7 separate regions of the Homo sapiens genome follow, and all the other regions are linked to region 1. The links are chromatin contacts, found by Hi-C or POLR2A ChIA-PET in ENCODE. All regions are on one chromosome and are shown on one strand. Each heading gives the region's core, a stretch centred on a gene start or an enhancer-like site at or near the end of the contact. The rest is flanking DNA. Distances are from core to core; before and after follow the strand shown.

Region 1 (3,900 bases), core at 432-2,931:
CTTAGCCTCACCCTCTTCCATTTGGGTTCTGTCCTAAGTCCCCCCTCTAGACCCTCTTACTAGATGATCTCATCCATTCCCAACCATAGTTTGATCACACCCAAATTCTTCTCCAGTCCAGACTGGCCCATTTACTTAATGTGTCTTCTTGTAGGGCTGGGCGTGGTGGCTCATGCCTGTAATCCCAGCACTTTGAGAGGCCGAGATGGGCGGATCACCTGCGGTCAGAGGTTCGACACCAGCCTGGCCAACATGGCGAAACCCCATCTCTACTAAAAGTACAAAAATTATCTGGGCATGGTGGTGTGCGTCTATAATCCCAGCTACTCGGGAGGCTGAGGCAGGAGAATCGCTTGAACCAGGGAGGCGGAGGTTGCAGTGAGCCGAGATTGCGCCATTGCACTCTAGCCTGGGCAAAAAGAGCAAAACTCCCGTCTCAAAAAAAAAAAAAAAAAAAAAATTCCAAACTGGTCTTTGTAATGACTCACGGAGACCCTGCATGATCTGGCCTCTGTCCTAATCTCATCTTGTTATTGGTCTCCCCCTAAGTAGCCAAAGCCCCAGCCATGCCAGTACCCTTTCATTCCCCATCCCAGGGCCTTTGCACAGGCTGCTTTACCTCCCTGGAACACTCCTCTCCAGTTCTCCCTCTGTGAGTTTCAGCTTAAACGCCTCCTGCTCAGTAAGGCCTTCCCCCACTACCCTATCTAAAGTAGCCTCCAACCCTTATTCTCTACTTCATCACACTGCTGGTTTGCTTTCAAAGCACTCATCACAATTTAAGTATTTTACTTATTTACATGGTTTTTTTTTGTTTTTTTTTTTTTCATGTCTGGTTCACCTGCAAAATTACAAGCTAAGGACAGGGCCACATCTGTCTCATTCACTGCTATATCCCCAAAGTCAAGCACAGTCCTTGGCACATAACAGGTACTCAATAAATATTTGTTGAATTAATGAATGAATGGGTGCCCCACACTTGACTCTCAATATTCTAAGTGATACTATTCTTAAGGATCCCCACCCTTACTCCCAAGGCCCCCACCATCACATTCCTTTTCCTCGGGTCAGCCCAAATCTCCTACTTCCTTGTTCCCCCCATCTAATGATCCATTCCCCACCCCCACGATTGCCTTCTCTATTGGGGCTGTGCCCCCTCTACCCCCCACTTGGCGGCACCCACCCCAGGACTCCCCATTTGGTAGCGCCATCAATCACTCCCCCACCACATGTCACTGCCTGGTAGCGCCCTCTACAGGCCTCACGTTTGGTAGCGCCCTCATTCCAGTCCCCCTCTCGCCCCACAATTGGTGGCGCCCTCCTCAGTCTCTCCACTGAGTAGCACCCGCTCCGCACGCCACTCCTAGGTATCACTCTCCGAAGCCCCCTATGTCGCTCCTTGGCAGCGCCATCCTGGGCCTCCCCACGCCCGGTCACTTGGTAGTGTCTGCCCCGCGCCCAGGCTGCAGCTCCGCGTTGCTATGGTTCCGCGCGGGCCCGGCACCCCTCAGCCTGGGCCACTGTCCACCCTCCCTGCCAGGCGGGCGCACCTTTGAAGTAGTCATTGGCCTGAGTCTTGAGCTCCTCTGCCCGCTTCAGAGCTCCATCAGCCGGGGGTTCGTCCCGGGGGGGCTCAGCACACTCAGTCCTCTCGCCCTCCGCCATCGCCATGCCGCAAAGCGACCCCTACCCTGGCAACGGCCGCCAGCGGCACCCGGCCGAACCGTCGCGAAGGAGCGCCGGGTGGCCGCCGCCGCTGCCGCACAAGTGTCGTAAAGCGCGGGCCCTGAAGGCGCCCTTCACGCGCCTGCGCAGGTCCCTTTCGCCACAGAGCGCGCGGAGGACAAGGTGACCAGAGGTTCCCCAGACGGTACCCCTGGTAGAGAGAGCCAATAGGGAATGAGAGAAGGGGCGCGCGGGGAAACAGACCTGGTGTGGCCTCTCCTCCCAAAGTTACCGTGTTCCAAGGCTGTAAAAAGTTTCTCGGTTCTGAAAGTGGGATTTCCCCGCTGTCCTCTAGGGTTGGGGGGTGGGTTGTGAATGTCGCTGGCGGGTGTGGCTGTTTTGCAAGGCAGCGCCATGCCCTACGCGGAGCCGGACCCGGGCGTCGAGCCCTATTGTCGACTACCTGTGTGACCTTGAACAAATCTTCCCTTCCTCTCTAGGGTCTCAGTTACCCATCTCTGAAAAATTAGTGGTTTCTCAAGCCAAAAAGGGTCCAACCTTGAGGGTCAGTGTTTGAGTTTTTAACTGAAGGCACTCTGGATTTCAAGTCCTGAGCAAGGCTTAGAAGTGTGTTGCACCATCTCCTTTCTTCCTGTGTTCAGCTTCCCAAATCCTGAATCTTCAAATAAACTCTCCTGTTTGTGTTTTTACAGATTCTCTTGTCTGAGATCACAGCATTGATTGCATGCACTCTGCCTCCCTCCAGTTTACCCTTCACATTTTTTTTTTTTTTTTTTTTTTTTTGAGAGGGAGTCTCCCTCTGTCGCCCAGGCTGGAGTGCAGTGGCGCCATCTAGGCTCACTGCAACCTCCGCCTCCCGGTTTAAGCGATTCTTCTGCCTCAGCCTCCCAAGTAGCTGGGATTACAGGCGCCCGCCACCATGCCCGGCTAATTTTTGTATTTTAGTAGAAACGGGTTTCACCACGTTGGCCAGGCTGGCCTCGAACTGCCGACCTCAAGCTATCCGCCCGCCTCGGCCTCCCAAAGTGCTGGGATTACAGGCGTGAGCCACCGTGCCCGGCCGAGGGATCTTTCTAAGACATGATAAAACCATGGCACACTCTCGCTCCCAGGCTTCCATGGCCCCAGCACCCTTAGGAGAAAACCCAAACTCCTGATTAGGAGACCCTGAATAGTCTTAACCTCAGGCTGAATAGTCTAATATCCAGATTCCACCCCTTTGCCAATCCCCACCCGCCGTACACGCTTCCAGTCTGTCCTTTCTAAGCCCTCATGTAGCACTAAGTCCTGTAAGGCTCTGGATCCCCTCCTGGAAGCACACTCCTAAACCTATCTATCCCACTCCCAAACCTCTTGTTAGTCCAACCCCATCTCTCCTACTGGCCCCCAGCACAACCAACAATCACCCTAAAGGGCAGATATTAGTATCATCTCCATTTTACAGATAAAGACACAGACTTGCAGAGGTGTTTGACGAAGGTCACAACAACATAAGAAGGTGACAGAGCCAGGATCAGGAATCCCATCTAATTCCTATGTCCTTCATTGCCACTCTACTGCCTCTGTAGGTGCCAGAGCCCATCTTGGTGGGTTAGTAAATTTTTCTTTTGTTTGTTCGTATTGTTTGTTTTGGGGTTGGGGGAAAAGGAGCTGCCATAGTGGATTTGAATTCTGGTTTCGAGTCCAGCGGAATCCTTCCTGACACTGTGACCTTGGGCAAGTGATCACCCTCTTCTAAGCCTCAGTTTCAACCTCTGTAAAGTGGGGATAATAATTATCCCCATCATACAGGATTAGAGGAGAGTTCGACAACATGAGTACAGCATTTGTCAGGGAGCCTGACACAGAGTAGTACTTTTATATTCACTCCATCACAAATACTCAAAGTGGGCTGGGTATGGTAGCTCATGCCTGTAATCGAAGCACTTTGGGAGGCCAAAGCAGGCAGATCACTTGAGGTCAGAAGTTCAAGACCAGCCTGGCCAACATGGCAAAACCCCGTCACTACCAGAAATACAAAAATTTAGCTGGGCATGATGGTGCGCACCTATAGTCCCAGTTATTAGGGAGGTTGAGGCAGGAGAATTGCTTGAACCTAGGAGGCGGAGGCTGCAGTGAGCCGAGATCGCGCCACTGCACGACAGCCTGGGCTACAGAGTGAGACTCTGTCTCAAAAAACAAATAAAACAAAACAAATATTCAGAGTTGGGCAGA
Region 2 (3,900 bases), core at 617-3,116, 900 kb after region 1:
GAGTAAGCTTCCAGAACAGAGAGCTTTGTCTTGTTCAATACTGCATTCTCACAGTCTTTACCAGTGCCTGGCGTATAGTAGATGCTCAATAAATACCTGTTGATTGGGGCAGGTGCCGTGGCTCACACCTCTAATCCCAGCACTTTGGGTGGCCAAGGTGGGTGGATCACTTGAGGTCAGGAGTTCAGACCAGCCTGGCCAACATGGTGAAACCGTGTCTCTACTAAAAATACAAGAAATAGCTGGGCGTGGAGGCACAGGCTTGTAATCCTAGCTACCTGGGAGGCTGAGGCAGGAGAATTGCTTGAACTCAGGAGGCGGAGGTTGCAGTGAGCCCAGATGGTACCATTGCACTCCAGCCTGGGCCACAGAGCGAAACTCCTCTCAGACAACAATAACAACAACAACAAAAAATCGGTTGAATGAATGAATGATGAGTGTACATGCCAGGAATTGTGCTACAAGCTCTGGGTCTGCGAATTCACTGAATCGTCAGAACAGCCTGATTTGCTAAGCGCTGCGTATTAATGTCCCCATTTTACAAATACAGAAACAGAGTCAGAGAGGGGAAGTCCCTCGAACTGAGTGCAAAGGTCCTGAGGACTAAAGATGGATTATTCTGCCATCAGGGGCGTCCCTGCCGGCCTCGGTGTTGCCCGTGTGTAACTGCATTATTTCTGTGCTTATTTCTGGGCCCCGTCCTTGTTCGATCTGTCGCGTGGTCTTTCCTTATATCTCTGCGCCCCGACAGTTCCCTGTTGCTTCGGCCTCCACGCATGTCTCCGAATTTCTTGCTCCGGGGCCCTGATCTCTGTATCTCCTCTTTGCTGCGCCTCAGTCTCCGGGTTTCTGCGCCCTGAGGCCTCTGGGGGCCAAGGCCGAGGGTTTGGCGCGCAGGCCTGGGTGCTCCGTCCCGGCCCGGTGGCCTCCTGACCGCCCAGCCTCATCTGGCGGCCCTGGGGCGGGGCGGGGCCTGTTGCCTGGAGACCAGTGTTTTGCCGCAGCAAACTGGGTCTCTGGGCCACCGCGGGGGGGCGGCCTGGGAACCCGCGCCGGGCGTGGGAGCGCGCCCGGGAGGGGCGCGGGCCGGCCTTGGGCCTAGGGGCGGGGAGGGGCTCCGGGGTGGGGGGCGAAGCGGCTGGCTGGGGGAGGGGGGGAAATGGGGAACAGGATTTGGGGAGATGAGGTAGGGACATGGGGCAGTTCGAGGAGACAGGAGGGAACTGCGGGAGGCTGGGATTAGGAGGACAAGAGAGTGTATTGGGGTCAGTTGGAGGGAAGCGGGTGAGTCGGGGGCTAGGGAGGGCTGGGAGATATTGAGGAAAGCTTGGGGGAGCCCGGGGAGGGGATTGGGAGGGCCTGGGCAGGATAGTGGGGGTAGTTGAGGGGGTGGGAAGAGGGGCCCGGTATGGATGAGTGAAGGAAGGACCGGGGACACTGGAAGTTTAGGGGATTCGGGAATTACAAGCGATGAGTGTGAGGGCAGAGAGTTTCGGGGGGCGTTGGGAAGGTGTGAAAGGACGGGGTACGGGGTGTAGAGGAGAGAGGTTTGCCGGTTCGGAGAAAGAACCGAACTGCAGGGCCACAGGAGGGTAGAGTTGGGAGGAGATAGGATCCCCAGGGAGAAGGAGGCTAAACCGGGCCGGAAACAAGGGTGAATCAGAAGAGGGGGAGCCCCTGCCACTTCCAGGTTCCTGCGGGAGGGGCCCTCCTTGCCCATTGTCCCCGGCCCGGCCAGGACATCCGGCGACTTCCCTCGGGACGCGACGACGGGTTGTGTAACCCTGCCCGGCCCGCCTGCTCCCGGGGGCGGGGCCTGAGTCTGGACTCCCGGGTTCCTCTCCGCCCCCATCCCAAGGGAGACGCCTGGGTCGGGATCCTGGGGGAGCGGCTCGTGACGTCACAAGTGGGCGGAGTCCACCAACGGCGCGAACCCGTTTTCTTACTCACTGGCGATCTGGGATCTGGGACCCAAGGTGGGGAGGGGTGTTCTTAGCGATCCCCTTGGTTGAAGCAGCCCAATGACCGCGAGGGTAAACTGAGTCCCAGACGGTGCTGACCCTTTTCATTCGATTCATTCATTCAGTAAGATGTATGGAGCGCCGGCTGTGTCCCAGTTACTGCCTTAGGTGATGGGGACACAGCAGTGACTGATCCTTGCAGCCCCTGGGCGGACCCCATCCCAAACTGAGTGTGACTGACTACAGCCATACCTCCTTGGAGCCTGGCCTCCTTCACTAGACAAATCAATAAGATGGACCCTCACATCCAGGCAGCTGGGAGACCCCTCCCTAGTGCAGAGGGCACCACACATCCCTCAGCTCCTGAGTCCCTGGTCTGTGTGTGACTGCATCTCCCCTTCCTCCCCCGATGGCCTGTCACTTCCTCTTATCTTCATCCCCCCCGCGGGGCATGACTAGGGATGCTGGTCTTAAGGCAGTTGGCAAATCACTCAGACGTCATAACTAAGCCGGCTGTGCTATCACCGAGATGTGTCCCTGAGATGTCATTAAGCAGCCTGCTTCTTCTATACATACCTCTGGGGTGCTGTGGGTCTGAGGAGGGGCCACGCCCTGCTGCTGGTGGTTCCTCAGCCTGCCAAACAGAGTTATCTACTTCCATCCAAGCCCTCCATCAGAAGGTTCTGGAAGATGCCTTCCTGGCTACCCTTAGTCTTCTTCCAGGCAGCCTTCCTTGACTCCCCACCCCTGTCACCCTCCCTGGGATTTGTATCCTGGCCTGAACCTTGCCTCTTTGATCTCATCCACTTCCTTGCCTCAACTTTGAAAAGCCTTCAGAACCGGGCCCTCAAAAGGACACATCCTTGCACCTCTCCAAGCCTCAGTTTTCCCATCTCTAAAATGGGCATAGCAATGGGGTCTGGCCTACTCACTGAGTGCTGAATGATTCCAGCCACTTCATTTCTGTGATGGGCTTTGCATAGGCCAGGGACATCGTGAGAGCTCAGTGAATCCTACTGGCCAAGATACATAAAAAATAGTTAATATTGAGAAGTGGGGATCAGAGTGGGAGGGAAATTTACTTTTCCAAGGTATACCCTTTTGTAGTTACCAAAACTTTTTTTCTTTTTCTTTTTTTTTTTTTTGAGACAGGGTCTCTGTTGCCCACGCTGGAGTGTAGTGGTGCCATCTCGGTTCACTGCAACCTCCACCTCCTGGGCTCAACCGATCCTCCCACCCACCTCAGCCTCCTGAGTAGGTGGGACCACAGGTGCATGCCACCACACTTGGCTAATTAAAAAAAATTTTTTTCCCAGAGATGAGATCTCACTATAATGTCGAGGCTGGTCTTGAACTCCTGGGCTCAAGCAATCCTCCCACCTCGGCCTCCCAAAGTGCTGGGTGGGATTACAGGCATGAGCCACCGCACCTGGCCTCTAAACAGTTTTCAAAATTAAAAAAAATAAAATAAAAAAAAAGTGCTGTGCACAGTGGCTCACACCTGTAATCCCAGCACTTTGGGAGGCCGAGGCAGGCGGATCATGAGGTCAGGAGATCGAGACCATCCTGGCTAACACTGTGAAACCCCGTCTCTACTAAAAATACAAAAAATTAGTTGGGCGTGGTGGCATGCGCCTGGCCTGTAGTCCCAGCTACTTGGGAGGCTGAGGCAGGAGAACCACTTGAACCCAGGAGGCAGAGGTTGCAGTGAGCCGAGATCCCGCCACTGCACTCCAGCCTGGGTGACAGAGCAAGACTCCGTCTCAGAAAAAAAAAAAAAAAATTAGGCTGGACGCAGTGGCTTACGCCTGTAATCCCGGCACTTTGGGAGGCCGAGGTGGGCGGATCACTTGAGGTCAGGAGTTTGAGACCAGCCTGGACAACATAGTAAAACCCCGTCTCTACAAAAAAATACAAAAATTAGCCAGGCTTGGTAGCA
Region 3 (3,900 bases), core at 832-3,331, 770 kb before region 1:
TTAGTAGAGACGGGGTTTCACTGGGTTAGCCAGGATGGTCTCGATCTCCTGTCCTCGTGATCTGCCCGCCTCGGCCTCCCAAAGTGCTGGGATTACAGGCGTGAGCCACTGCGCCCGGCCATGTTTTGACTTTTTGAAGAAACTGGGGTCTCACGATGTTGCCCAGGCTGGTCTTGAACCTCTGGGCTCAAGCAATCCTCCTGTGCTAGAATTATAGGCATGAGCCACTGTGCCGGCTGCAACATTTAATTTAATTAAAGTCTTTCTGTCACTCAGGCTGGAGTGCATGATCTTAGCTCACTGCAACCTCTGCCTCCCGGATTCAAGCGATTCTCCCCTCAGCTTCCCGAGTAACTGGTGATTACAGGTGCCGGCCACCACGCTTGGCTAATTTTTTTTTTTTTTTTTTTTTTTTTTTGAGACGGAGTCTTGCTCTGTCATCCAGGCTGGAGTGCAGTGGTGCCATCTTGGCTCACTGCAACCTCCACCCCCTAGGTTCAAGCGATTCTTCTGCCTCAGTCTCCCAAGTAGCTGGGATTACAGGCGCGCCACACCATGCCTGGCTAATTTTTTGTCTTTTTAGTAGAGACGGGGTTTCGTCACGTTGGCCAGGCTGATCTCAAACTCCTGACCTCAAGTGATCCGCCAGCCTCGGCCTCCCAAAGTGTTGGGATTATGGGTGTGTGCCACCACGCCCCGCTGCCAGCTGGAACATTTAAAAAACAGTAGGATCCGCTGGGCGCGGTGGCTGACGCCCGTAATCCCAGCACTTTGAGAGGCCGAGGCGGGCGGATCACGAGGTCAGGAGATCAAGACCATCCTGGCTAACGCGGTGAAACGCCGTCTCTACTAAAAATACAAAAAATCAGCTGGGCGTGGTGGCGGGCGCCTGTAGTCCCAGCTACTTGGGAGGCTGAGGCAGGAGAATGGCGTGAACCCGGGAGGCGGAGCTTGCAGTGAGCCGAGATCCGCGCCACTGCACTCCAGCCTGGGCGACAGAGCGAGACTCTGCCTCAAAAAAAAAAAAAAAAAAGTAGGATCAATATACCAGGAAGTCACATGGTGCCTCTGTCTCCAGATTTATCACTGTTGACACGGTTTTTCTCTCTTCCTGGAATCTAAGTGGTCTTTGCTTTGTCAGGGCCTGAAATAAGGTATTTCTTTTCTTTTTTTTTTGAGACAAGAGTCTCACTCTGTTGCCCAGGCTGGAGTGCAGTGGCATAATCTCGGCTCACTGCAGCCTCGCGACCTCCCGGGATCGGGCGATTCTCCCTCTTCAACATCCCGAGCAGCTGGGACTACAGGTGTGAGCCATCATGTCCTGCTAATTTTTGTATTTTTAGTAGAGAAGGGGTTTTACCATGTTCGTCAGGCTGGTCTCCAACCCGAGCTCAAGCGATCCGCCCGCCCCGGCATCCCAAAGTGCTAGGATTACAGGCGTGAGCAACATCGCCCCGCCTGAAATAAGGTATTTCTTCTGCCTGGAACCATCTCTTCTTTTTCATGTACCAGCCTAAAAGAACAATTACAAGACCCTCCTCTAACACTCCACCCACCCCCTTTATTCTTTAACTCTGTTTCTCTCCCTTGGGGCATTATCGGTTAAGTTCCATGAAGACAGAAACTGTTCCCATGCTCCATCACAGGGACTGGCACTGTAGAAAGAGCTAACAAGTATTTAAGGAAGATCCCTGGATTCGAGGTTACAGTGAGGTATGATCGTGTCACAGCACTGCAGTCTGGGCGACAGAGCAAGACTCTGTCTCTTAAAAAAAAAATCTTGCTGTGCTTTTTAGAACTAATCCTATGACCGTGAACCGATTACTTAAAACACCGAACTTCAGTCTGCAAATGGGAATAGCAGCAGCTTATGTTAGGACGGTTATGAGGGTCAAAAGATTTTGTTTGTACAGTCTACGACACCGGCCAGTGTTTCTAGCTCTGCTATTTGAGAGCCTTCCATGGGTCCTACACCCCAGGTCCTTAAACTCCCCTGAGGGACTACCAAGCCCCGCCCCTCTCGCATCCAATGATGACATCATCGACTGGGTTGTCGAGTGACGTCACCTCCGGGCTGGCTGGGCTTCATCGCTTCTCCGGAAACCTCCGACTCTCGGCACCTGGCCTCCAGCTTTCGGTTATTTTTTTTTTCCCTCTCCGTAGCCTGAATTCCTTCCCTCCCATTCTCCCACCTAAAACTATTGGCTCTTCCCGCCTTCCTTCAAACTAGCAATTTTCGGTTTTTCCCTCTTGCTCTCCGGCGAATTCCTGAAAGTCGTTTATTCTCCCCTTCAGCCCCGCCCGTTCAGCTCATTCTCTTAATCGCATTACCCTGGCTGCTTTTCTTTCGGCTGTTTCCACCTCCTGCCACCCACCCGGACACCGCTTTCGGCTCTTTCCGGACCGTCTCAGTTTCTCCTCCTTCCCCGGTCCCGATCGGCTTAGGCTATTTATGGCTCCCCTAGGTTTCTCATGCTCTCTCTAGCCCCACCCATATCACCACCTTCAGCTCTTTCTGGCTCTCCCCCGTCGCCTCCTCGCTCCTGCTCAGCTCCTTTCGGCTATTTCCGCCTCCCCTCGGCCTCGCCCTTTGCCTTCGGCTCTTTCCGCCGGCCTTCGGGCAAGCGGTCTCTACCCCTCTCCTGCACGTGACACGGCCTCCGCCTCCGCCTCTCAGTTCCCCCTCCCATCTCACCCTTCCTCCCGCCTCAGCCTCTAGGCTGGTTCGGGCCGAGCCGCCATTTTGTGTCAATTCCTGATTGCGGCGGGGGCCGGGCAGCCGGGGCACCCAGGGCGGGCAGAGAAGGGAGACAGTCGGCCCGTCTCCGCGGCCCGTTCCCTCTCTCCCTCAAATCCTTTTTTTCTTTTTAACCCCCCACCCCCCTCGCTCGCTCTCCTCTTCTCCCCTTACCCTTCGCTTGCTCCATCGCGCGCGGCCCGCGCTAATTACACCCAACCACCCACCAGTGTCCGTGTCTCCCGGGTGTCCCGCCCCCCGGGGGTGCGTGGGGGGGGGGCTCTCGCCCCTATGAGGGCCCCGCGCCAGTGAGCGAGTGACCGCAAGGGTGGGCTGCGGAGAAAGCAGGCGGCGAGCGGCCCTCCGAGGCCTAGGCCGTGCGGCCTACGCGGAGGTCAGCGCAGAGGTGATTCCGAAACCGAAAAAATATATACCCCATTCCCATCAGGAGCCCTCCGAGCTTAAGTGTGCCCCTCCCGCCACGCCCAAGCAGTCCTTTTTCGTGCATTAACATCCCCTCCCCCCCAAAGGAACTATGGAGGCCGCGCCCGGGACCCCCCCGCCGCCGCCATCAGAGTCGCCGCCGCCGCCATCGCCGCCGCCGCCATCAACGCCTTCGCCTCCTCCGTGTTCCCCCGACGCCCGCCCGGCCACCCCGCACCTCCTCCACCACCGCCTCCCGCTCCCTGACGACAGGTCAGGCCCCCGGTTGGGCCGGGGCTGCGTCCCCGGGGGGAGGAAGAGGAGGAGGAGGAAGGGGGGCGGCCGCCATGTTGGGCCGGGCCGCGGAGGAGGAGGAGGAGGAGGAGGAGGAGGAAGGGCGGGGTCGGTGGGTGTCTCTCGATCGCTTGCTCGCTCGCTCTTTCTCGCTTGCTTTCTCTCCCGGCCTCATGCGTTTCCCCCCCCTCGCGGCGCTCGCCCGCTCTCCCTCGCTCTCGCTCTGTCTTTTTTGGGCGCCATGCTGAGGGGAAGGTGAGGAGGCGCCCCTCGGACCCCCCGCGCCCGTCCGCCTGTCCTGGGGAGGGGGCGCCGTGGGGGGTGCTGCGGAGACCCACGGGGGTCCTGGCTGCCCCTGCGCCCGGAGCTGGCAGCTACGGGCCCGCTTGCCCGTCGCCTGGCTTCGGGGAAGGGGATGGGGGAGGGGCTCCGGACCCTTTTTGGGG
Region 4 (3,900 bases), core at 720-3,219, 760 kb after region 1:
GAGTAGCTGGGATTACAGGTGTGCGCCACCACGCCCAGCGAATTTTTTGTATTTTTAGTAGAGATGGGGTTTCATCGTGTTGGCCAGGCTTGTCTCGAACTCCTGACCTCACATGATCCGCCTACCTGTGCCTCCCAAAGTGCTGGGATTACAGGCGTGAGCCACTGCGCCCGGCCTGGGGACAGAAATTTTATGTTTTTTGAGACAGGGTCTTGTTGTGTTGCCTAGGCTGGAGTGCAGTGGAGCTCATGGCTCACCACAGCTTCAACCTCCCAGGCTCAAACGATCTGTAAAATGGGAAGGGGGCTGGTCCCAAATGGATGATGGACCTTAGGTAGTCCCAAGTTTCTGCATACCTTCCGTGTGGAAGGGACCCTGGAAAAGGTTGTTTTTATGGAATCCTGGCATTCTTAGTAATTCAGAATATCAGGGTTCACACACACACCAGCACCATCAGTAAAGATGAGGAAACGCAGGTCCCTCAGTGCCAGGAGCTTGACAAAGGACACTCAGAGAGTCAGACTGGATACCAAAGAAGTCCAGAGCCCCCTGATTCTGTGTCCTGAATGTATGTTTCCTCCTACACACCACTCCTCTGTTCCTGTTTTCCTTTTTTTTTTTTTTTTTTTTTTGAGACGGAGTCTCGCTCTGTCGCCAAGACTGGAGTGCAGCGGCGTGATCTCGGCTCACTGCAACCTCTACCTCCCAGGTTCAAGCGATTCTCCTGCCTCAGCCTCCAGAGTACCTGGGATTACAGGTGCCCGCCACCATGCCCGGCTAAATTTTTTTTTTTTTTTAGTGGAGATGGGATTTCACGATGTTAGCCAGGTTGGTCTCAAACTCCTGACCTCAGGTGATCCACCCTCCTCAGCCTCCCAAAGTGCTGGGATTACAGGCGTGAGCCATGGCGGCCAGTCCTCTGTTCCTGTTTTCTTCTGTCCCTCTGCCTCCGAGAATCTCTCAATTACCCATCAGCACTCCATCATCCAGGAATTTCTCTCAACCCCTTCCTGACATTGTTTATATGATTTTACTCCCTGCTGGGTAAGAAAGGACAGTCTGGGACATGTCCTTAAATTTATTTCTGAACTAGCTCCCTGGGGAACCTACCTCCTAATGAAGGAAGTTGGGTTGCTTGAGAACGGGTATGGTTTTATTGGCCAAGATGCCAGGCTATCAACCTCTGCAGGAACCTTGTGCCACCCCCTGCCCTGCTCTGGGCCTCAGTTTCCTTGTCAGTTACTTGGGAAAGGGTTGGATTCGCTGCTTCTGGGGGTGAAATGCACCCTCAGGCTGGATTTAGCATTAATAATGCAATCATGACCTGTATAGTAAGAAGGGCTATTTACTGAGCGCTTAACTATATGAATGGCACCATTCTAACCACTTCCCATGGTCCACTGTTTTACACTCAAGATTAGCATAGAAGCCTCACAACAACCCAAAGAGGCAACTGCTATTAGGATTCCCATTTGGTAGACGGTAATACTGAAGTCCAGAGAGGTTATGCCACTCATCTAATATTACACAGCGAGGAAATGGCAGAGCTGGGATCCCAGCCAAAGTCTGTATGACCGCGCGGCTTCCTCTTAATCCCAATGAGAGCCCTAGCTTGCAGAGGAAGGTGTATTTGGGGCTCATAGGACTAATTAGGACTAATTAAGAGCCTCCTTTGGGTGGGGACGCCAACTCGGAACGTGACATCACGAAGGAGTACAGTGACGTTGGCCAAGGCGGGCGTGGGAATCCACACGCCTTCCAGCATCCGTTTAACGGCACCGCCCCCTGACCCGCCTCACTTCCGTGTATATTTGCATATTCAGCGAACGGACGTCGCTACGCCAGCGTCGACGGGGTGACGTCAGGATGCGCCTCTGAAGTTTCCCTCGAGCGTACGTACATACGTACTGACGCACGCATGGCCACGAGAGGGCGGGGGAGGAGTGAAGAGGTTGAGGCGCCCCGCCCAGTCAGCAAGGTTGCGCGTGCCCTGTGAGACCGCCAAGATGGTGGTGGGCGCGTTCCCTATGGCGAAGCTGCTATACTTGGGCATCCGGCAGGTCAGCAAGCCGCTTGCCAACCGTATTAAGGAGGCCGCCCGCCGAAGCGAGTTCTTCAAGACCTATATCTGCCTCCCGCCGGCTCAACGTGAGTCTGACCCGAATTCCCTCCAACCTTTTTCCTTTCTCCAACCCCTGTCAGGTGGTTGCTTAGGGGATGGACTTCTGTCTACGACCAATCACAGCCCGAACCGGCAAAGTCCAGTGGCCAATAGTGGGGGGTTTCTGATAGAGGGGCGTACGGGTGGCCCAGTAGTGAGGGCGGGGCGGGGCGTAAGGGGCGGGTCAAGGAGCCACCACGCGAGTAGGAAATGCCAGCCGATAAAGGAAGAGAGCGCTTGGAGACTGATGCCCTGTTAAACCAATAGTGTGAGAGATGGGAGAAATTTGGACGGGGCTTTCCAGGATAGAGGAGCTAGGGGAGGGGCTGAGGAGAAACCGGACGGGGTCCTTTGCCCGGCTGTCCTTGGGCAACTTCATTTCAAAAGCGGCACCGTGTGCCTCAGTTTCCCCACTGATCTAGGAGGTGCTTGTATATCCTCCGTTTAGGACGTCGACGTGCCTCAGTTTTACTGTAGTCAATAAGTCTGGATTAGGGGCATGGTTCGGGGGTGAAGTCTGGGTTCTGGAGACATGGCCTGGGAATCCGGAAAAGGACTTTGAGCCAGAGAGGACATTCATCTGTGTACTCATTAATGCGCTCATACGCCGTCCTTTCATTCGGTTGACAGACTATGCGGCCTTTTTGCTCAGCACTGGGAGATATACTCCTGATCCATCACTGTCAACCCAGAGTGGTCGGGAAAGTGGGAGCCCCGGAGCTCAGAGGAACTGGCTGACCCAGGGACCTGAGGCCAGCAGGGCTGCCTAGAGGGGGCCGCCCGAGCTCAGATCTAAAGGGCATAGTAAGGTCCGGCGCGGTGGCTCACACCTGTAATACCAGCACTTTGGGAGGCCGAGGCGGGCGGATCACATGAGGCCAGGAGTTCGAGACCAGCCTGGCCAACATAGTGAAACCCGGTCTGTACTAAAAATACAAAAATTAGCTGGGTGTGGTGGCGCACACCTGTAATCCCAGCTACTTGGGAGGCTGAGGCAGGGGAATCGCTTGAACCTGGTAGGTGGAGGCTGCAGTGAGCCTAGATTGTGCCATTGCACTCCAGCCTGGGCGACACAGCAAGACTGTCTCAAAAAATAATAAATAGAAATAAAGGGCTTAGTAAACACCCAAAATATAAACTACTTTAAAAAGGTGATCTTGCCGGGCGCGGTGGCTCACGCCTGTAATCCCAGCACTTTGGGAGGCCGAGGTGGGCAGATCACGAGGTCAGAAGATGGAGACCATCCTGGCTAACACGGTGAAACCCCATCTCTACTAAAAATACAAAAAAATTAGCCGGGCGTGGTGGCTGGGCGCCTGTGGTCCCAGCTACTCAGGAGGCTGAGGCAGGAGAATGGCGTGAACCCGGAAGGCGGAGCTTGCAGTGAGCCGAGATCGTAACACTGTACTCCAGCCTGGGTGACGGAGCAAGACTCCGTCTCCAAAAAAAAAAAAGGTGATCTGTGTTGTGCTACGTGGGACATAAAATAAGGGAATTTAGCATCATTGGCTGGGTCAGAGAACCACTGAAACCGCCTTTGCAAAATTATGACTGACACAGCGAAAGAGATCTAAGTTAACTTACTCCATCTTGCTTCTAACCTCCAAGCTATCCTTGTTCATTCCTGGGCAAAGGCTGAACTAACTTTGGGAGAGATTTAGTTTGTAGTTTATAGTTTAAACAAACATGGTAACAGCCCTTTCCCAAAGCAGACCTCCTTCTTGTCTGGCGACTGGATT
Region 5 (3,900 bases), core at 1,031-3,530, 700 kb before region 1:
AGGCCCCAGTCTCATTCCAGACACCGGACCAACTTAGACTGTGCCCCAAAAAAACTTGTCATCCCTACTATTTTCTGTCTAGTCATACTCCTATTCTCCGTTCTCAACTACTCATACGTGCCCTGCTCTTGTTTACACTGCTGGTTTACACTGTTTCTCCAAGCCATCACAGCTGATATCTCCTCATGCTATCCCCAAACTGCCACTCTTAACTCCTGAAGTAAACAAATAATCTTTGCTGGCAGGACTATGCTGAATCTCCTTAGGCACTCTCTAATCAGATGTCCTAGGTCCTCCCAATTCTTAGACCTTTTATACCTGTTTTTCTCCTTCTCTTATTCCATTTAGTTTTTCAATTCATACAAAACTGTACCCAGGCCATCACCAATACTTCTACACAACAAATGTTTCTTCTAACAACCCCACAATATCACCCCTTACCACAAAATCTTCCTTCAGCTTAATCTCTCCCACTTTAGGTTCGCACGCCGCCCCTAATCCTGCTTGAAGCAGCCCCGAGAAACATCGCCCATTCTCTCTCCATACCACCCCCCAAGACTTCAACACTATTTTGTTTTATTTTTCTTATTAATAAAAGAAGGCAGAAATGTCAGGCCTCTGAGCCCAAGCCAAGCCATCGCATCACCTGTGACTTGCACGTATACATCCAGATGGCCTGAAGTAACTGAAGATCCACAAAAGAAGTAAAAATAGCCTTAACTGATGACATTCCACCATTGTGATTTGTTCCTGCCCCACCTAACTGATCAATGTACTTTGTAATCTCCCCCACCCTTAAGAAGGTTCTTTGTAATTCTCCCCACCCTTGAGAATGTACTGTGTGAGATCCACCCCTGCCCGCAAAACATTGCTCTTAACTTCACCGCCTATCCCAAAACCTCTAAGAACTAATGATAATCCACCACCCTTTGCTGACTCTCTTTTCGGACTCAGCCTGCCTGCAGCCAGGTGAAATAAACAGCCATCTTGCTCACACAAAGCCTGTTTGGTGGTCTCTTCACATGGACGCGCATGAAACGATTCTCCTGCCTCAGCCTCACAAGTAGCTGGGATTACAGGTGCCTGCCACCATGCCTAATTTTTGTATTTTTAGTAGAGATGGGGTTTCACCATGTTGGTCAGGCTGGTCTCGAACTCCTGATCTCGTGATCTGCCCGCCTCAGACTCCCAAAGTGGTGGGATTACAGATGTGAGCCACCGTGCCTGGCCCGGGCTTGGATTTTATGAAGAGGAAAAGTAGGGGAGCTAGCAAGGGGGTTACACTTGAGGAGGGAGTTCAAATGGACTGCACTGCATAGCCTGCAGGCTTGCAATGAATGTGAAGCTTTAAATGGGATTAAGTGCAAATTGAAAATATTCCAGACACATTTTTCACATTCCTGGCTAGTGAAAAGGTTTATGCTGATGAGAGAAGGCAAAGCTGAATCCCGGAATGGGTTAGGGCAAAGAAAACAAATCTGTCTTAAAGAGACAGACCTGGCCGGGCACGGTGGCTCACGCCTGTAATCCCAGCACTTTTGGAGGCCGAGGCGGTTGGATCACTTGAGGTCAGGAGTTCGAGACCAGCCTGGCCAACATGGTGAAACCCTGTCTCTACTAAAGATACAAAAATTAGCTGGGCGTGGTGGCGCATGCCTATAATCCCAGCTACTCAGGAGGCTGACGCAGGAGAATCGCTTGAACCCGGGAGGTGGAGGTTGCAGTGAGCCGAGATCGCACCACTGCACTCCAGCCTGGGCGACAGAGCAAGACTCGGTCTCGGGGCGGGGAAAAAAAAGGAAGGAGGGAAGGAAGGAAGGAGGGGAGGGAAGGGAGGGAGGGAGGGAAAAAGAAAGAGAGAAAGAAAGAAAGAAGGAAAGAAAGAAAGAGAAAGAAAGAAAAAGAAAGAAAGAAAGAAAGAGAAAGAAAGAAAGAGAAACAACCAAGAAACAACTACAATAGGTGCTCGGCATGTACTCCGTTAAAAAAGATAGAATTAAAACTACAATTCCCAGCAGACATCTCGCCTGCGACTTCTGAATATCGGCTTTCCCCGAGCGCAATGATCGCTGGGATTCGTAGTCCGGTACAAAATCAAGGAGGGACGGGCACTACCGGCCTAGATGACAGAGGAGGGAATCACTGCCATTCCGACCAATGGACAGTTCACGCCGGACCTGAGTGGCGAGCGCATAGCCAATGGGTAAGCCATTCATCCTGAGTGACATGGGTTGCAACCTACCGGAGGCCGGTGGGGCGGTACGGCGCGCGGCGGCCGTAGTGCGAATCATGGGAGGCGGCTGGTGGTGGGCTCGGGCCGCTCGCCTTGCCCGTCTTCGCTTCCGGAGGTCGCTACTGCCGCCTCAGCGGCCCCGGAGCGGGGGCGCCCGGGGGTCCTTCGCCCCCGGCCACGGTCCCCGCGCCGGGGCTTCGCCGCCCCCAGTGTCCGAGCTGGATCGTGCGGACGCCTGGCTCCTCCGAAAAGCGCACGAGACAGGTCGGTGGCTAGGGGTGGGGGCGGTGCGGATGGGACGGGGGTCCCGGGCTCGCGTGGGACCTTGATGGGGCGGGGGCTTCTGCAGGAAACGGGGCCCGGGCTCGGCTCCGAGAAGGGCTTCAGTGTGAGCGCACGGAAGCGCAGACTGCAAGAGCGCAGGTGCCCGCAGAGGGGATGGGCTTGCGGGGAGGACGAGGACCCCGGGTAACGGGGCGCCGTAGGGATTGGAGGGGGTGGTAGGGTTGCGCGAGGCAGCCTCGTAGAATCGCGCCTGCCGTGGGGAGAGGGGCTTCAGGGAGAGCTTAGGGTCTGTGGAGTTGGGTACAAGATGGGTCCATCCCGATTGCAGAGGCCACCACTGTGCAGAGAGCGGGAGTGTGGATCCCCGCAGAAGAGGGGGAAGTTCAGGATTGGAGAAGGGGACAACCAATCGGGAGAAAGCTCTCTGCTGATTGGAGGGGGAGGTGATCTAGGCTGCAGAGGGCGGGGCTTGTGACGGAGGCGAGGTCCAGAATGGAGCGGACTGGCCATGTTTGTTTTTTTTTTAATTTTATTTTTTTAATGACGGTGTCTTGCTCTGTCACCGAGGCTGGACCGCAGTGGCGCAATCGTAGCCCACTGCAGCCTTGAACTCCTGGGCTCAAGCTATCCTCTTGCCTCAGCCTCCTGCTTAGCTGGAGCTACAGGCATACACCACCGCACCCAACTATTTTAATTTATGTAGAGACGGGGTCTTGCTTTGTTGCCCAGGCTGGTCTGAACTCTTGGGCTCAGAGAATCCTCCTGCCTTGGCTTCCCAAAGTGCTGGGATTATAGGTGTGAGTCACCTCACTAGGCCAGGACCGGGCATCTAGATATAGGGTGTGGTGGGCTGTTTGTAAAGGACGTGAATGGGGACGGACGTGGGTGGGATTGGCCCAGGCCATACTCGGTAGGACATGGATGGGATTGGCCCAGGCCATACTCGGTAGGAGATGGCGGCATTTGAAGGAAAAGAAGGGCGAGGCTGAAGAGCGGCCTGGATTAGGAAACAGTTTGTCCCAGAGTTCTGAGAAAGAAGTGAGTGGGCAGGCCGTGGGGGTACACGTAGAGGGAGGGGTTTGGCCAAGATGACTCCTCAGATGGAGGTTCTGCAACTTTGCCCCTAGATTGTCCTCCACATTCTGCAGGGACTATCTTGAATCCTTTATTTTTTTTGAGACGGAGTCTCACTCTGTCGCCCAGGCTGGAGTGCAGTGGCATGATCTTGGCTCGCTGCAACCTCTACCTCCTGGATTCAAGTGATTCTCCTCCCTCAGCTTCCTGAGTAGCTGGGACTACAAGCACGTGCTACCACACCCTGCTAATTTTAACATTTTTAGTAGAGACAGGGTTTGACTATGTTGGCCAGGCTGGTCTCAAAC
Region 6 (3,900 bases), core at 942-3,441, 610 kb before region 1:
ACTGGGATGGTCACTGTGCCCAGCCCTACTTAACAGTTTAAATCACACTTTTTAAAAATGATGAAGGATGGTACCATTTGAATAGCAGTGTTAGAAAGTCTGCTTTGGCCGGGCGCAGTGGCTCACGCCTGTAATCCCAGCACTTTGGGAGGCCGAGGCGGGTGGATCACGAGGTCAGGAGTTTGAGACCATTCTGGCTAACATGGTGAAACCCCGTCTCTATTAAAAATACAAAAAATTAGTTGGGCGTGGTGGTGTGTGCCTGTAGTCCCAGCTACTCAGGAGGCTGAGACAGGAGAATGGTGTGAACCCGGGAGGCGGAGGTTGCAGTGAGCCGAGAGATGGCACCACTGTGCTCCACCCTGGGCGACAGAGCGAGACTCCGTCTCAAAAAAAAAAAAAAAAAAAAAGTCTGCTTTAAGAACAGCTAATGATAATTTGTAATTAGTAAGATGAGAGCTATACATATGCCTCAAATGTTTAGAAACCACTGGTTAAACGTAGGAAGATATATGCATACATAAAATACTGCTTATCATCATCATGCCTGTTTAACAGATGAGGAAACTGAGGCTTAGACAGGGTAAGTCACTTGCCCCAGATCACACAGCTACTGGGTAGCAGAGCTAGGCCTGGCATCCAAAGAGACTGACTCCATGTGGCTGCTCTTAATCACACTGATGTATTACAGTCTGAGCAGCCCTCAACCAAAATAGTTGGGACCAGAAGTGTTTCAGAATTTGGAATATTTGCATATAAGTAATGAGGTATCTTGAGGATGCGGTTGGGTGTGGTTGCTCACGCCTGTAATCCCAGCACTTTGGGAGGCCGAGGCAGGAGAATTGCTTGAACATGGGAGGCGGAGGTTGCAATGAGCTGAGACCGTGCCATTGCACTCCAGCCTGGGTGACAGAGTGAGACTCCCTCTCCAAAAAAAAAAAAAAAAAGATATCTTGGGGATGGGACCCAAACCTAAACACAAAATTTATTATGTTTCACATATACCTTATACACACAGCATAGAAGGTAATTTCATAAATTTTTTTTTTGAGACAGGGTCTTGCTCTATCACCCAGGTTGCAGTGCAATGGTGCAATCTCAGCTTACTGTGGCCTCTGCCTCCCAGGCTCAAGTGATTCTCTCACCTTAGCCTCCCAAGTAGCTGGGACTACAGGTGCACGCCACCACACGTGGCTAATTTTTGTATTTTTAGTAGAGATGGCGTTTCTCCATCTTGCCCATGCTGGTCTCAAACTCCTGGGCTCAAGTGATCTGCCCGCACTGGTCTCTCTAAGTGTTGAGATTACAGGCATGAGCCACTGTGCCCTGGCCTCGTGCATGAAACAAAGTTTTGACTGTGACCACATGGGGTCAGGTGGGGAATCATGTTGGTGCTGAAAAATGTTCAGATTTGGGGCATTTTGGATTTCAGATTAGGGATGCGTGACCTGCATTTACCCTGTCTTGTTATATGATGGTCATACATGGGTGTAGTATGCAGGCTCATTTTTACTTAAAAAATACTTTCAAGAGGAAAAATTTGACAATCATACAGCAATTACCATTTTTTAAAAAGGAAATCATTTTTTTCTTAAATGGTTTAAAGGGTTGCTCTGTAATCTAGCTTGTGTTATTTAAATGCTGAGTAAGTCCTTCCCTTCAAAGATCACTCTGATGATAAAGCATAAAGCTTCCTGCCACAAATACAGGAAGTATGAAATACTGCACTCCAGCCCGGGTGATGGAAAGAAACCCTGTCACAAAACAAAACAAAAAACATCGTATGAAATTACCTTCATGCTATGTGAATAAGGTATATATGAAACATAAATGAATTTTGTGAGGCTAAAATTAGGAAGGTACTGTTGGTCTGACATAGCTGCTGCCAAGAAGGCTGCTGAAAGGCTGGCTGTGTGGGGGCAATGGCGACTCCTCTCAGGCTCTGTCTGTCACGGAGAGGGTGACATGAAATAATGCTTATCAATGTTAGCTATCCTCATCATTATTGTTATTCAAACAGCTACTACCACATCCTTGCCATCTGATTATGTTCATCTCTGCCCATTTAAAAGTTTTCCAAACTAGACGAACTTATCATTAATACCTATACTTAATATAATGCCCCACTATCCCTCCCCCGCTAGGAGTTGTATCACATGGACGGGGGCGGCTTAGAATCAAGGACTGTTACATTGAGTTCTGCTCAGGCTGGGTCTTTTGCCTTCTTCTTCTTCTTCACCTCGTGTTAGTGATATTGAAACGACAATAATAAATACACAACCTACTTTTTCAAGTCAGACCCTGCCAGAACTATGCCTAAGACTATCCAAGGCTCAGAAGAATTTTGAATTTACCCAGATTCAGGGTCCTTCACTGGCTTCATGGGTTACGGAGAAGTAAGTGCTCTCCACAGATAGCCCAGCCCCAGGAAGTGAAACACCTCATTATTGATTAAGCCCAAACGGCTCCTGACAGCCGTAACAGAAGAAAAGGTTTTCTGTTGTGGCTTTTAAAACAAAAAACAGATCACAGAACAGAAACACTGATTGTAGTTTCAGTTATCAGGAGCTTTGGACTATGTACTAGAAAGGTCTTGTTTCAACCAAATTGCAGCTTACATGAAAAGATAAATTGTGTGAGTTTGTTTGTTTTTTAAAAACTGTTGGGAGGCTACGAATTTAAATAGCCAAAGGATGCCAGCCAAGAGTGAAAGAACGCAAACTGGGGTGAAATCACAAGGCCTTGCACCATCTTTGTTTGAAAAAGTGGGATTCAGTTGTCTGATACCCAGTCAGCTTACATTTCAAACAGTAAACCACCTGGGAGCCGGGCACTACACAAAGGCGTGAGCTCATCTCTTCAGACCACGGCTCTCAAGTGGCATTTGTCCACGTCTTCGTCCACCTGTCTCAGCCCTTCTGACTTTCAGTTGCCTCAATTCCCATTTCTGCTGACCCAATTGCTGTGTTCTGGTCATGTGGACACAAAGATCCCTGATGGAGGACTCTGGAGAGCCAGGTCCCATGGGGACACATGAATCAGGAAAGAAGGGGCCCCTGCCTTAAGGCTCTCAGGTGTTCTGATGCCTGAGTTGGTCACCTTGCCATCTGTCTTAGCTGCTTGGGTTGCCATAACAAAATACCACAGACTGGGTGGCTTCAACAATAGCTCTCTTTTTCTCATGGTTCTGAGGGCTGGGAAGTCCAAGATCGAGGGGCCAGCCTATTTGGTTTCTGGCAGGGCCCTCCTGCTGGCTTACATACAGACAGCTGCCTTCTCGTGTCCTCACATGGCAGAGGGAGGAGAGCAAGCTCCCTCCTGTCTCTTCTTCTAAGGAGTGACAGACAGAAACAGTATCCCTAACACAAGGGGACAGCTACTATAATCGAGGCATGTCTAGAGTGTGAAGGCTTCGGAAAGGATGGGAATGTGTTAGATGGGAGAGGAAACAACATATTAGGCAGCAGGAACAGTGTTTAACAACGACGCAGAGGCACGACACCGTGTGAAGGTGCTAAGGAGTCCAGTGTGAAGGAAGATGGGCTTGGAAAGACAGGGTTGGACGGGAAGTGACCCGTCTGCTTACTGTGCTGAATTCTTCCAGCTGGGCTCCAACCTGGGCTGCCCCCACACTGGAGTGTGCTACTCTACCCTTTCAAGTATGAAGGAGGGGTTTGGTTGAACCCATGCCGGCAATATGGGGGACTGGGTATACATCCAGAGAAAGGAATAGCAGAATGGAGAAAGATTTGCAGAAAGGCAGCTAGAACAAGAACACACAAGTCCTCAAGGGCGAGGACTGTTCTCTACAGAGCAGCCAGTTATTTTATTAAGCAAAGGCCAAGTCCTGTCCCTCCACTCCAAACCCCTCAATGGCTTCTTACCTCACTCAGAGTAAAA
Region 7 (3,900 bases), core at 860-3,359, 580 kb after region 1:
CACCTTCCCATGTAAGACCCCTCTCTTTCCCCTGCCTCAGACCTGCTGCCCATTCTGCAGATCCCCTCCCTGGCTCCTGGTCTCCCCGTCCAGATATAGGGCTCACCCTACGTCTTTGCGACTTTAGAGGGCAGAAGCCCTTTATTCAGCCCCAGATCTCCCTCCGTTCAGGCCTCACCAGATTCCCTCCGGGATCTCCCTAGATAACCTCCCCAACCTCGATTCCCCTCGCTGTCTCTCGCCCCACCGCTGAGGGCTGGGCTGGGCTCCGATCGGGTCACCTGTCCCTTCTCTCTCCAGCTAGATGGCCCCCCGGCCGTGGCTGTGGGCCAGTGCCCGCTGGTGGGGCCAGGCCCCATGCACCGCCGCCACCTGCTGCTCCCTGCCAGGGTACGTCCGGCTGCCCACGCCCCCCTCCGCCGTCGCGCCCCGCGCTCCACCCGCCCCTTGCCACCCGCTTAGCTGCGCATTTGCGGGGCTGGGCCCACGGCAGGAGGGCGGATCTTCGGGCAGCCAATCAACACAGGCCGCTAGGAAGCAGCCAATGACGAGTTCGGACGGGATTCGAGGCGTGCGAGTGGACTAACAACAGCTGTAGGCTGTTGGGGCGGGGGCGGGGCGCAGGGAAGAGTGCGGGCCCACCTATGGGCGTAGGCGGGGCGAGTCCCAGGAGCCAATCAGAGGCCCATGCCGGGTGTTGACCTCGCCCTCTCCCCGCAGGTCCCTAGGCCTGGCCTATCGGAGGCGCTTTCCCTGCTCCTGTTCGCCGTTGTTCTGTCTCGTGCCGCCGCCCTGGGCTGCATTGGGTTGGTGGCCCACGCCGGCCAACTCACCGCAGTCTGGCGCCGCCCAGGAGCCGCCCGCGCTCCCTGAACCCTAGAACTGTCTTCGACTCCGGGGCCCCGTTGGAAGACTGAGTGCCCGGGGCACGGCACAGAAGCCGCGCCCACCGCCTGCCAGTTCACAACCGCTCCGAGCGTGGGTCTCCGCCCAGCTCCAGTCCTGTGATCCGGGCCCGCCCCCTAGCGGCCGGGGAGGGAGGGGCCGGGTCCGCGGCCGGCGAACGGGGCTCGAAGGGTCCTTGTAGCCGGGAATGCTGCTGCTGCTGCTGCTGCTGCTGCTGCTGCTGCTGCTGCTGCTGCTGCTGCTGCTGCTGGGGGGATCACAGACCATTTCTTTCTTTCGGCCAGGCTGAGGCCCTGACGTGGATGGGCAAACTGCAGGCCTGGGAAGGCAGCAAGCCGGGCCGTCCGTGTTCCATCCTCCACGCACCCCCACCTATCGTTGGTTCGCAAAGTGCAAAGCTTTCTTGTGCATGACGCCCTGCTCTGGGGAGCGTCTGGCGCGATCTCTGCCTGCTTACTCGGGAAATTTGCTTTTGCCAAACCCGCTTTTTCGGGGATCCCGCGCCCCCCTCCTCACTTGCGCTGCTCTCGGAGCCCCAGCCGGCTCCGCCCGCTTCGGCGGTTTGGATATTTATTGACCTCGTCCTCCGACTCGCTGACAGGCTACAGGACCCCCAACAACCCCAATCCACGTTTTGGATGCACTGAGACCCCGACATTCCTCGGTATTTATTGTCTGTCCCCACCTAGGACCCCCACCCCCGACCCTCGCGAATAAAAGGCCCTCCATCTGCCCAAAGCTCTGGACTCCACAGTGTCCGCGGTTTGCGTTGTGGGCCGGAGGCTCCGCAGCGGGCCAATCCGGAGGCGTGTGGAGGCGGCCGAAGGTCTGGGAGGAGCTAGCGGGATGCGAAGCGGCCGAATCAGGGTTGGGGGAGGAAAAGCCACGGGGCGGGGCTTTGGCGTCCGGCCAATAGGAGGGCGAGCGGGCCACCCGGAGGCACCGCCCCCGCCCAGCTGTGGCCCAGCTGTGCCACCGAGCGTCGAGAAGAGGGGGCTGGGCTGGCAGCGCGCGCGGCCATCCTCCTTCCACTGCGCCTGCGCACGCCACGCGCATCCGCTCCTGGGACGCAAGCTCGAGAAAAGTTGCTGCAAACTTTCTAGCCCGTTCCCCGCCCCTCCTCCCGGCCAGACCCGCCCCCCCTGCGGAGCCGGGAATTCCGAGGGGCGGAGCGCAGGCCGAGATGGGGAATGTGGGGGCCTGCAGAGGACCCTGGAGACGGAGGCGTGCAGAAGCTCAGTCTCGGGGCGGAGGCTTCGCGCCCTTAGTCCTCCTGGACGGCCCGTTACCTTCTGCGTTGTCCCGATGGGGAAACTGAGGCCCTGAGCCAGAAGCACACGCTGGGGGGAGGCAGAAAGCGCGGCCAGAGGCGGAGGGAAAACAAAGGGAGAATCACAGACAGACGGGAGGGGGACGGACACACACAAGGGGACAGAGACCCGAGTGGAGAGCTGGATCTCGCCTTCCCGGCGTGGGGCGCAGGGTCGGCCAGAAAGAAGATCGAGAAGAGCGGGGAGTGGGGGCGAAAAGGGGGGACAGGTGGGGGAGGAGGCTGGGGAAAGCCCGAGGGAGGAAGAGAGGGAGGGAGGAACTTCCCAAAGTTGCAAAACATGGCTACCTTGCCTGCGGAGCCGAGCGCGGGGCCGGCGGCTGGGGGGGAGGCGGTGGCGGCGGCGGCGGCGACCGAAGAGGAGGAGGAGGAAGCGCGCCAGCTCTTGCAGACTTTGCAGGCGGCCGAGGGTGAGGCGGCGGCGGCGGCCGGGGCCGGGGCGGGCGCAGCGGCTGCGGGAGCTGAGGGCCCGGGATCCCCGGGCGTCCCCGGGTCGCCCCCCGAGGCCGCTTCCGAACCGCCCACGGGCCTCCGCTTCTCGCCCGAGCAGGTGGCGTGCGTCTGCGAGGCGCTGCTCCAGGCGGGCCACGCCGGCCGCTTGAGCCGCTTCCTGGGCGCACTGCCCCCGGCCGAGCGCCTACGTGGCAGCGACCCGGTGTTGCGCGCGCGGGCCCTGGTGGCCTTCCAGCGGGGCGAGTACGCCGAGCTCTACCGGCTACTCGAGAGCCGCCCCTTCCCCGCCGCCCACCACGCCTTCCTGCAGGACCTCTACCTGCGCGCGCGCTACCATGAGGCCGAGCGGGCCCGCGGCCGCGCGCTTGGCGCAGTGGACAAGTATCGACTGCGCAAGAAGTTCCCGCTGCCCAAGACCATCTGGGACGGCGAGGAGACAGTCTACTGCTTCAAGGAGCGCTCCCGCGCAGCGCTCAAGGCCTGCTACCGCGGCAACCGCTACCCCACGCCGGACGAGAAGCGCCGCCTGGCCACACTCACCGGCCTGTCGCTCACGCAGGTCAGCAACTGGTTCAAGAACCGGCGACAGCGCGACCGGACCGGGGCCGGAGGCGGCGCGCCCTGCAAGAGGTGAGGGGCCTCGGGCGGCGCAAGTCCAGCTCTCCCGGGGACATCCCGTCCACCAGCCCTCTTCCCCCGTGCCCACTGCTGGGGCCGGCGCGCCGAGGTCCTCGGACATCTCCCGGGACCAGCTCACAATCTCAGGCGCCCGCGGGGCGCGGGGACTAAGTGTGGACGGGACAGGCACCCGCCCGGGCCCTCTCCCCGCACGCGTCTCCTCTTCCAGCGGCTCCATTCCGAGCTCCTTCCCAAATCCCATCGGTGTTGGGGAATCACACTGCGGGGGGCACTAGAGGGACTGAGGAAAAAGGACAGGGCCTGTGGCCACTCCACTCCGCGTAGGGGCTGCCTCCCAGCCCCCTTTCTTCACTGACCGTTACTCTTACCCACCCGCCCCCACACTCCCTCCGGGCCCGGACGGCGTGGTCCGTCTTCTGCCTTTGTTGTGAAACGTGAACCTTTCCCAGCTCCGGTTTCCCTGTAACCCAAACCCTTCTCCTCCCACCCTGAGCGCCGGCCTCTCCCTTCTCTGACGCCCCGCGGGGAGGGCACCGGGAACTGGGCTGGCGGCTGCTGCTCCCTCTCTCCAG

What was found. Hi-C counts contacts between places; a loop is a spot of excess contacts on that map. ChIA-PET counts read pairs that join two places held with the same protein, here RNA polymerase II (POLR2A). Pooled maps may share reads with other maps.
Region 2: a loop to region 1 is called in a pooled map, with 3 times the contacts of the local background. The contact joins the enhancer-like site here to the promoter of PPP5C in region 1. A Hi-C loop is called at or near these places in 1 of 50 pooled maps. POLR2A ChIA-PET finds 5 or more read pairs at or near these places in 3 of 52 experiments (A673, GM10248 and WTC11).
Region 3: a loop to region 1 is called in a pooled map, with 8 times the contacts of the local background. The contact joins the promoter of ZC3H4 here to the promoter of PPP5C in region 1. A Hi-C loop is called at or near these places in 1 of 37 single-sample maps with no recorded cell type and 8 of 50 pooled maps.
Region 4: a map of Caco-2 shows a loop between it and region 1 (16-fold over the local background). The contact joins the promoter of OPA3 here to the promoter of PPP5C in region 1. A Hi-C loop is called at or near these places in 1 of 168 maps with a recorded cell type or tissue (Caco-2) and 6 of 50 pooled maps. POLR2A ChIA-PET finds 5 or more read pairs at or near these places in 1 of 52 experiments (T-cell).
Region 5: a loop to region 1 is called in a pooled map, with 8 times the contacts of the local background. The contact joins the promoter of TMEM160 here to the promoter of PPP5C in region 1. A Hi-C loop is called at or near these places in 4 of 50 pooled maps.
Region 6: a loop to region 1 is called in a pooled map, with 4 times the contacts of the local background. The contact joins the enhancer-like site here to the promoter of PPP5C in region 1. A Hi-C loop is called at or near these places in 1 of 168 maps with a recorded cell type or tissue (PC-9) and 3 of 50 pooled maps. POLR2A ChIA-PET finds 5 or more read pairs at or near these places in 3 of 52 experiments (Panc1, WTC11 and common myeloid progenitor, CD34-positive).
Region 7: a pooled map shows a loop between it and region 1 (12-fold over the local background). The contact joins the promoter of SIX5 here to the promoter of PPP5C in region 1. A Hi-C loop is called at or near these places in 1 of 37 single-sample maps with no recorded cell type and 5 of 50 pooled maps. POLR2A ChIA-PET finds 5 or more read pairs at or near these places in 1 of 52 experiments (activated CD4-positive, alpha-beta T cell).

Annotation. Positions count from the first base shown.
Region 1 is chr19:46,344,868-46,348,767 of GRCh38, reverse strand. PPP5C (protein phosphatase 5 catalytic subunit) reads right to left here and starts at 1,681. Exons shown (of 13, transcript NM_006247.4): 1 at 1,551-1,681. The coding sequence starts at 1,671. RefSeq lists enhancers at 1,434-1,563, 1,664-1,843.
Region 2 is chr19:45,441,522-45,445,421 of GRCh38, reverse strand. It overlaps a transcript of ERCC1 not described here. Among named protein-coding and RNA genes, the nearest start is that of MIR6088, 6.8 kb to the right of the region's middle. RefSeq lists a silencer at 953-1,152. Within about 2 kb of position 1,866, at least 36 of the 41 ENCODE cell types and tissues checked have a DNase peak (open chromatin) inside an H3K27ac peak, as active enhancers do; they include A673, where a contact is called at or near this core.
Region 3 is chr19:47,111,957-47,115,856 of GRCh38, reverse strand. It overlaps ZC3H4 (zinc finger CCCH-type containing 4), which reads left to right and starts at 2,081. Exons shown (of 15, transcript NM_015168.2): 1 at 2,081-2,137; 2 at 3,268-3,433. The coding sequence starts at 3,273. RefSeq lists enhancers at 1,939-2,168, 2,409-2,568, 2,448-3,175, 3,176-3,900 and silencers at 2,979-3,068, 3,319-3,808.
Region 4 is chr19:45,582,871-45,586,770 of GRCh38, reverse strand. It overlaps OPA3 (outer mitochondrial membrane lipid metabolism regulator OPA3), which reads left to right and starts at 1,969. Exons shown (of 2, transcript NM_025136.4): 1 at 1,969-2,148. The coding sequence starts at 2,007. RefSeq lists enhancers at 1,910-2,089, 2,925-3,860, 3,861-3,900.
Region 5 is chr19:47,047,004-47,050,903 of GRCh38, reverse strand. TMEM160 (transmembrane protein 160) reads left to right here and starts at 2,280. Exons shown (of 3, transcript NM_017854.2): 1 at 2,280-2,497. The coding sequence starts at 2,290. RefSeq lists enhancers at 820-1,337, 1,338-1,855, 1,979-2,273, 2,783-2,852 and a silencer at 2,313-2,502.
Region 6 is chr19:46,953,467-46,957,366 of GRCh38, reverse strand. All of the region lies in intron 3 of ARHGAP35 (Rho GTPase activating protein 35), which reads right to left. Among named protein-coding and RNA genes, the nearest start is that of NPAS1, 64 kb to the left of the region's middle. Within about 2 kb of position 2,191, at least 9 of the 41 ENCODE cell types and tissues checked have a DNase peak (open chromatin) inside an H3K27ac peak, as active enhancers do; they include PC-9, where a contact is called at or near this core.
Region 7 is chr19:45,767,461-45,771,360 of GRCh38, reverse strand. SIX5 (SIX homeobox 5) reads left to right here and starts at 2,109. Exons shown (of 3, transcript NM_175875.5): 1 at 2,109-3,319. The coding sequence starts at 2,517. DMPK (DM1 protein kinase) reads left to right here. Exons shown (of 15, transcript NM_004409.5): 13 at 1-11; 14 at 301-390; 15 at 721-1,644. The coding sequence ends at 873. It overlaps DM1-AS (DM1 locus antisense RNA), which reads right to left and starts at 3,565. Exons shown (of 2, transcript NR_147193.1): 1 at 3,230-3,565. RefSeq lists silencers at 970-1,129, 1,654-1,838, 1,690-2,229, 2,590-2,809, 3,260-3,389 and 1 more and enhancers at 770-849, 1,290-1,399, 1,560-1,639, 3,131-3,690, 3,755-3,900.